2 separate regions of the Mus musculus genome follow, and region 1 is linked to region 2. A link is a contact called in ENCODE Hi-C or POLR2A ChIA-PET data. All regions are on one chromosome and are shown on one strand. The core of a region is the stretch at or near the end of the contact, and the rest is flanking DNA. Distances in the headings are between cores, read along the strand shown. Region 1 holds the start of Hoxa2 (homeobox A2). Region 2 holds the start of Hoxa9 (homeobox A9).

Region 1 (3,708 bases), core at 230-2,729, 63 kb after region 2:
GAAGTCCTGCCTCAGAACTGGAGGAAAGAGAATGAAAGGAGAAGTAGAAGGATATAACTCCTCCTTGAGATGCCCTCTCCTCTGCAGTGCTGTTCCCACAACATAACCAGGGTGCGATTCTCCCTGGTGCCCAAGAGCAGGATGGTGTGGGAGGCAATTCAGGCTGCCAAGAAATACTCGCTTCATCTGAACCAACCAGTCCCCAACCAGAGTGACAAGGACTCGAAGAAGAGTAGGAGGGAAAGAGGGACCAAGAAACAAGAGTCCTTTCCCTCCCTGCTGACAAGTTCCAGCACTCTTCCTGGAAGTCGGAAATACTCACCGCACCCGAGCCCTACGGGTATGAAACCCAGAGTGCCAGGAGCCGCACGAGCCTGCTCGGGACGGCATTGTTTTGGCTGGCCGCCGCCCAGGCTACGGGGATTTGGACACAAGGACCTGGGGCTGCTGTCTCTCTTGGCACATGCATCTATCTTTCTCCAGCCACTCCTGAGAAGTTGATGGCGAAGGAAGATCAGCAGGCTTCGAGAGCCGCCTCTCGTTTTCCGCTGCCCGCAGGAGTCAGATGCAAAGCTGCCGTGGAAAAGCCGGCTAACAATGGGCCAGGGGCGCAGGTCCCGGGCTGGACATTAAGAGGAGGCGAGAGGCTGGGGGGGAGGAGAAGGGGACAGGATAGAGTGGGGTGGGGGAAGGAGAGAGGAAAAAAGGAAAGGAGAAAGGAGAGGAGAGAGGGAGGGAGCGAGGAGAGAGAGGGAGAGAGAGAGGGAGAGAGAGAGAGAGAAGAATGAATATGAATCGGTTCTGAGAACTGATTTTGGAAAAAGAGGAGGAAGAGGAAAGGTGAACCCCAATATTCATTCTCTCTCTCTCTCTCTCTCTCTCTCTCTCTCTCTCTCTCTCTCTCCCTCTCTCCCTCTCTCCCTCTCTCCTCTCTCTCTCCCACTCTGCTCCTTTCTCTTGCCTTAGCAGAACTTATGTGGCTGAGATGCAGGGCCCTGGGGTGTCAAAACTTTGAAGATTAATGGATTACTTTGTTAATGACTGCAGGCGTCAGGCTGAGGTGCTTAAATGATTTGTGAGGTGCGAGGCGTCTTCCCGACAGTCCCAAACAATGCGCGGAGTGTGCGGGGGAGGCAGAGGGCAGCCACTGGCGGGACGGCAGCAGGGCTCACACGCACACACTCACACACACACTCCAGGGAGCACACTAGATCCTTGCAGATCAGGAGGCAAACAGGCACTCTCGCCCCCCACGCACTCCCGGGGCATTGCCATCCACACCCACATATATGTATTTTTGCCCTGAAAAAAAGTGTAAATAAAGCCTCGATGGCCCCCAATGAGGCGTTCCTTTCTGACTTTTTTGGATCAATCAAACAGACAGTGGCTTCTTTTGATTAAAGCCCAAATTGTCATTGGGCAGAAGCAATCATGTGACAGCCAATTCGGTCCAATTTCAACCTTGTCTCCATGAATTCAATAGTTTAATAGTAGCGCGGTCCCCATACGGCTGTAATCAGTGAATTAGAAAAAAAACACCCCAGCAGCGATCTTCTATGATAGATTTTTTTTTCCTTCGCGCTCGCCTTTTTCCTGGGCCTTGCCCCCCCAAAGCCCCTCCAAAAGAGGGAACTTTTCCTCCGAGGGGGCTCCAAGGAGAAGGCCATGAATTACGAATTTGAGCGAGAGATTGGTTTTATCAATAGCCAGCCGTCGCTCGCTGAGTGCCTGACATCTTTTCCCCCTGTCGCTGATACATTTCAAAGTTCATCAATCAAGACCTCGACGCTTTCACACTCGACACTGATTCCTCCTCCTTTTGAGCAGACCATTCCCAGCCTGAACCCGGGCAGTCACCCTCGCCACGGCGCTGGCGTTGGCGGCCGCCCCAAGTCGAGCCCCGCGGGCAGTCGCGGCAGCCCGGTGCCTGCCGGCGCCCTGCAGCCGCCTGAGTATCCCTGGATGAAGGAGAAGAAGGCGGCCAAGAAAACCGCGCTGCCGCCCGCCGCCGCCTCCACGGGCCCTGCCTGCCTCGGCCACAAAGGTCAGTCCGGAGACTTGGCCCCAGGTCTCGGGGACCCTTGTCCCCCTCCGGGCTTCCCTAGGAGCGGTTGTGGGGGAGGGGACCATGAGCTTCGAGGGAAGGGGGAGAGAGAGAGATGCCTGGTGGCGGGTCTCATGCCCCTGTGGTCTCAGGAGTGGGTTTGGTGGAGGGGAAAATAGATCCCGAGTCCCACAATGAGACATATATATTTTGAGGAGGGGGGGCACTTTCCCTAACTTGTGTAATGTAGGATGATTTATTTGAGTTGGAACTGACCTCCTCTTGTCTAGTTGTCCTAGAGTTTGGCTTTTTGACAGTAATGAAGAGTGATAGACCGCTCTTGCTCAGCTAAGCAGCTGATGCATTAATTATAAATTGTGTTGTAGCTAATATAAAGTTTGCTCCCGGATGAAGAGGTTGGGGGAAGCCACAGGCAGGAATTTGATGGAGGTGGAAGAGACTGGGCTTCCCCGGGCTGGGCTCCCAGGAAGGGCAGCACAATAGCTGCACTGCATCCAGGGGCGGCCATTTTGTTGCAGTTGATCTTTTCTGCTGTATTTATGCTCCAATGGAATAACCCTGCTCGGACCCTTCCACCTTCAACTGTATGTGTGTCTCTTGTTGGTTTCCCTTTCTGCAGAATCCCTGGAAATAGCTGATGGCAGCGGCGGGGGATCCAGGCGTCTGAGAACCGCGTACACCAACACTCAGCTTTTGGAGCTGGAAAAGGAATTTCATTTCAACAAGTACCTTTGCAGACCCCGCAGGGTGGAAATCGCCGCGCTGCTGGATTTGACCGAGAGACAAGTGAAAGTGTGGTTTCAGAACCGGAGAATGAAGCATAAGAGGCAAACCCAGTGCAAGGAGAACCAAAACAGCGAAGGGAAATTTAAAAACCTGGAGGACTCGGACAAAGTGGAGGAAGACGAGGAAGAGAAGTCACTCTTTGAGCAAGCCCTCAGTGTCTCCGGGGCCCTTCTGGAGAGGGAAGGGTACACTTTTCAGCAAAATGCGCTCTCTCAACAGCAGGCTCCCAATGGACACAATGGCGACTCCCAAACTTTCCCAGTTTCGCCTTTAACCAGCAATGAGAAAAATTTGAAACATTTTCAGCACCAGTCACCCACTGTTCCTAACTGCTTGTCAACAATGGGCCAGAACTGTGGAGCTGGCCTAAACAATGACAGTCCCGAGGCCATCGAGGTCCCCTCTTTGCAGGACTTCAATGTTTTCTCCACAGATTCCTGCCTGCAGCTTTCAGATGCACTGTCGCCCAGCTTGCCTGGCTCCCTGGACAGTCCTGTAGATATCTCAGCTGACAGCTTTGACTTTTTTACAGACACACTCACCACAATCGACCTACAGCATCTGAATTACTAAGAACATTAAAGCAAAACAAAGCTTCACAAAACAAAACGCCTTTGACCAGGTGGCTTTGCCTTCTTTTATTCTGGGAGTTGATTTTCGTTTTAGTTTCTTCTTGATCTACCCCTACTCTCTCAAATGTTGAGGACTTTCCGTTTAATGTTCTCCCCTGACACAGTTTTAAAGCCATCTCTTGCAAATTATGTTGGCGTTCTAAGTGGTTTTTACACAGAACCCAACAAGCTTCTATGTGATTTTCCTGAAAAACAAAACAGGAGGCCTGCAAGAAAGTGACCATA
Region 2 (3,728 bases), core at 896-3,395:
ACTCCTTCCTTTTTTTTCTTTTCTTTTTCTTGCATCTTCCATCTTTCTGTCCAAATCTGTCTCTCCGCTTCCATTCCAAATCGTTCTTCCGGAGGGTAAAGGGCTGGCTTAGAGAAAGCTTCGAGGTTTCATTCCCCCCACCCCCTCGGTACACAGTTTTGAATGTGCTAAGGTGTGCATAAGGGAAGCTGGTCAGGTCCGTGTTTTCTGGCCTGGTGGGCCTCTGCGCAGACAAGGCCTCGGTTACGATCACGACCGGATGGCGGCGGCCTTGCGTTAGCGGCTGCCCGAGAGATCCGGTGAGGGGGCACCCGCGGCGTCTTTGTGTGCCCACATCGAGGGCAGGAAACACTTTGCCAGATCCATTGGTTCGGAAATTGGAATCAGGGCTGAATTCCTGCCTAGGTTCTGTGTCGCCCGACTACTGAGAACGCTTCAGCGGGAAGCTTCTGACCGACTCTGCCAGCTTTACGGGTCCTAACTCGGGCTTTGACCGTGATGAGAGAGCCTCACCGGGTCCAAGGCTTGACTGCTCGCTGGCTTGCTAGCCATTTTAGATTCAGAAAATGTCCTGCCTTGTGCAACTGAGGGTTTGAGAAGGGAGACCTTCCCAGGTCCAATATATTTTAAATGAGTGAAAACAATCCCAAATTCAAGATCAGGGAGGGCACAAACTGGGGCACTGGTACTAAATTGTAATCTAAGAAAACCAGCCTAACGACTCTTAATACAGAAACCTGAAACAAACCACCCTCTCCCCACCCCCAACAACACAGGCACTGCCTGAGACCACAGAACTCTGTTTCCCTTCCCGGCTCAGGCTGATGCCCGGGAATTGTTTTCGTTGCTCAGCCAACAACCTGTTATCTGAGTGACCAGTACTCCAGGCTCCCTCCAACTCTTCTCTGCCATTTTCTGCATCCGGGTACTGGGCTTATTTCAAAGACCAACGTTTTTGGAAGATTCTCAGTTGAGCATGAGGTGTTGTGTGGTTGCATCCATTTATTATTTCTAGATGTGTATACAACTCATCCAAAAGAAAGCAGAAATAAAAACCTGTATACTTTAGGATCATGTTTCTAGACTCACAAGGACAATATCTCCTTTTATGAATTTTCCCCCTTTTGGGCCACATGTAAACAGCTGCTTAATACTCAGTACCTAATTCTTTGTAATTTTTCTGTTTTGAGACTAAAGTTTTAAAAGTATTTTAAATTAATAAATATTAATGATATTAATGATGATGGTGATGATACATATCTTCTCTGAATACAAAAAATGAAAAAGTCAGCCAGGAATACTCTACCATTTACTATTACAATTAAGAGCAGAGTTATACTCCTGGGTTATTGCTTTAATGAAAACCTGAACCTCAGAGGACTACCGGATATTTAGAACACCTTGGGTTGTGTTGGGGGTGTGTGTGTCTTGGAGGAATTTGCAGGGAAAGGAAAAATATTAGGGGGAGGGGACTGAGGCAGTCAGGACAGGCCACATCCAGTTCCTGGCGCTGACCACTTTCTTCTTCCTGCCGACAAGCGAGGGGGTGTGGATCCCGGGAGCTTCCCAGCCCCTCTCTGGTGGAGAGCCTAATATTTGGGGGAATCTGTCAGAGCGTTGGAAAGTGTCTCCTTGAACTATTTCTGAGGAAGAAAGCAAAAACAAAGATGGAAATGTCTCGGGTCAGCATTTTTGTGGATAGTGAAGTAATGAGAAACATACTCTTGGAAGGCACAAAATTCACACGTGAATTTAATTACACAGTTTCTAAGAGCTGTTGCTTTGTGTTCCAGATTGGGATGGGGCCACCGCCCCTCCCATTAACAACAGTGGCTGTGGCCTTCTCACTTTTTTTCTCTTATTCCCAAAGATTCTAAGGGGTGAAAAATAACATCCTCCATTTGACCAAAGGATGAGATTAAAGTCAATGTCCAGTGTTCCTCCCGGGTTAATTTGTAGCACTGGACTTGAGCTGTAGTTTGACTATGGGATCTCTGTTGTTCTGTTTCAAGGATAACCAAGGCAGGGGCGCTGGAGATGGGGGCGGGGGGGAAAGAGAGGAAGGGAGGGAGGGGAGTAACAAAAGAAGGAAAAGGGGAATGGGAAGGAAGGGGAAAAAAAGTGGGGTGATAGAGGAATAGGAGGAAAAAACAGAAGAGGGAAGGATACCAGAGCGGTTCATACAGGGCCCAGAAACTAGGCGAGGTGACCCCTCAGCAAGACAAACACCTCTTGATGTTGACTGGCGATTTTCCCCATCTCCAGTCTGGGGAGCGGGACTAGGCATACAGATGATGGAGCTTAGAACCCGCTGGCTAGGGAATAAAATTCGCTGGGCAGTTTGTGCTCAAAGAAGTGGGCCAGGGCGCTTGTGACACAATCAGGGCGTTTGTGACACAAACCCTTGAGGGTTGGCAGTTCTCTCCTTGGCGGTTGCTCTGGTTGCTCTGTGGGGCCTTCCCTGTGGAGCAAGGGTGATCTGGCCGATGTGCAAGCGCCTGGCTGGCTTTCCAGTCTGACTAGGGTCGGTAGCCCATTTTAGGTGGTTGTATCATCGACGGTGCGTCGCGACAGGGGCGGTGGTCACTCTGTTTGAGGTGGAGAGAGCCTTGTATTTGACTTTTCTAGGCCGGCCCTGGGGGCGCGCGCGGGCGGGGGGCTCACATCTCTGAGGACTGCAAGGATTATTTACAGGGTATTCACCAACCAAACACAACAGTCTAATTTAACCTTTCCAAGTCCTCATAAATTTTTACAGGGAGCCACAGCGAGGCAAACGAATCTGTTGGTCGCTCCTGACTTTCCACCAGCCTGTGTGGCTTCCGAAACAATAACTCCTTATGAAATATCATAAATATAGATTTAAATACAGTAGAGTGAGAATGCGATTTGGCTGCTTTTTTATGGCTTCAATTATTGTCTAATTTTATGTGAGGGGCTCTGCTGGCCGTGCTCACACGCGGGACCCGCGCCTTCCTGATGGCGTGATTAATTGTGATATAAAATAGTCCGCTTAAGAAGTGTGTGTGTCTGGTATGTGTGTGTGTTGGGGGGGTGGCAAGGGAGAGTACAGAGGCAAGGCCAGATTTGATCTTTTAATCTTCGTTGGCCACAATTAAAACAAACCAGATCGTGGAGCTGCGCGATCCCTTTGCATAAAAACATATGGCTTTTGCTATAAAAATTATGACTGCAAAACACCGGGCCATTAATAGCGTGCGGAGTGATTTACGCGTTATTGTTCTGCCGGGCGGACACGTGACGCGCGTGGCCAATGGGGGCGCGGGCGCCGGCAACTTATTAGGTGACTGTACTTCACCCCCCCCTGGTGCCACCAAGTTGTTACATGAAATCTGCAGTTTCATAATTTCGGCGGGTCGGGCTGGGCCGGCCAGGCGCGGGCTACTGCAATGGCCACCACCGGGGCCCTGGGCAACTACTATGTGGACTCCTTCCTGCTGGGCGCCGACGCTGCTGATGAGCTGGGTGCGGGACGCTACGCTCCAGGGACCCTGGGTCAACCCCCAAGGCAGGCGGCAGCTCTGGCCGAACACCCCGACTTCAGTCCTTGCAGCTTCCAGTCCAAGGCGGCGGTGTTTGGTGCCTCGTGGAACCCAGTGCACGCGGCGGGCGCCAATGCGGTGCCTGCTGCAGTGTATCATCACCACCACCACCCCTACGTGCATCCCCAGGCGCCCGTGGCGGCGGCGGCGCCGGACGGCAGGTAT

Evidence for each region. A loop is a pair of places that touch in the nucleus more often than their neighbours do. ChIA-PET counts read pairs that join two places held with the same protein, here RNA polymerase II (POLR2A).
Region 1: a loop to region 2 is called in a map of ES-E14, with 2.4 times the contacts of the local background. The contact joins the promoter of Hoxa2 here to the promoter of Hoxa9 in region 2. A Hi-C loop is called at or near these places in 4 of 37 maps with a recorded cell type or tissue (ES-E14, Patski and gastrocnemius). POLR2A ChIA-PET finds 5 or more read pairs at or near these places in 3 of 5 experiments (Patski and embryonic stem cell).

What each region holds. Positions count from the first base shown.
Region 1 is chr6:52,162,602-52,166,309 of GRCm38, reverse strand. It overlaps Hoxa2 (homeobox A2), which reads left to right and starts at 1,479. Exons shown (of 2, transcript NM_010451.2): 1 at 1,479-2,044; 2 at 2,685-3,708. The coding sequence starts at 1,666. The coding sequence ends at 3,424. Hoxaas2 (Hoxa cluster antisense RNA 2) reads right to left here and starts at 636. Exons shown (of 3, transcript NR_131182.1): 1 at 323-636.
Region 2 is chr6:52,225,787-52,229,514 of GRCm38, reverse strand. It overlaps Hoxa9 (homeobox A9), which reads left to right and starts at 2,145. Exons shown (of 2, transcript NM_010456.3): 1 at 2,145-3,728. The coding sequence starts at 3,411. It overlaps Gm52902 (a long non-coding RNA gene), which reads right to left and starts at 2,011. Exons shown (of 2, transcript XR_003956434.1): 1 at 1-2,011.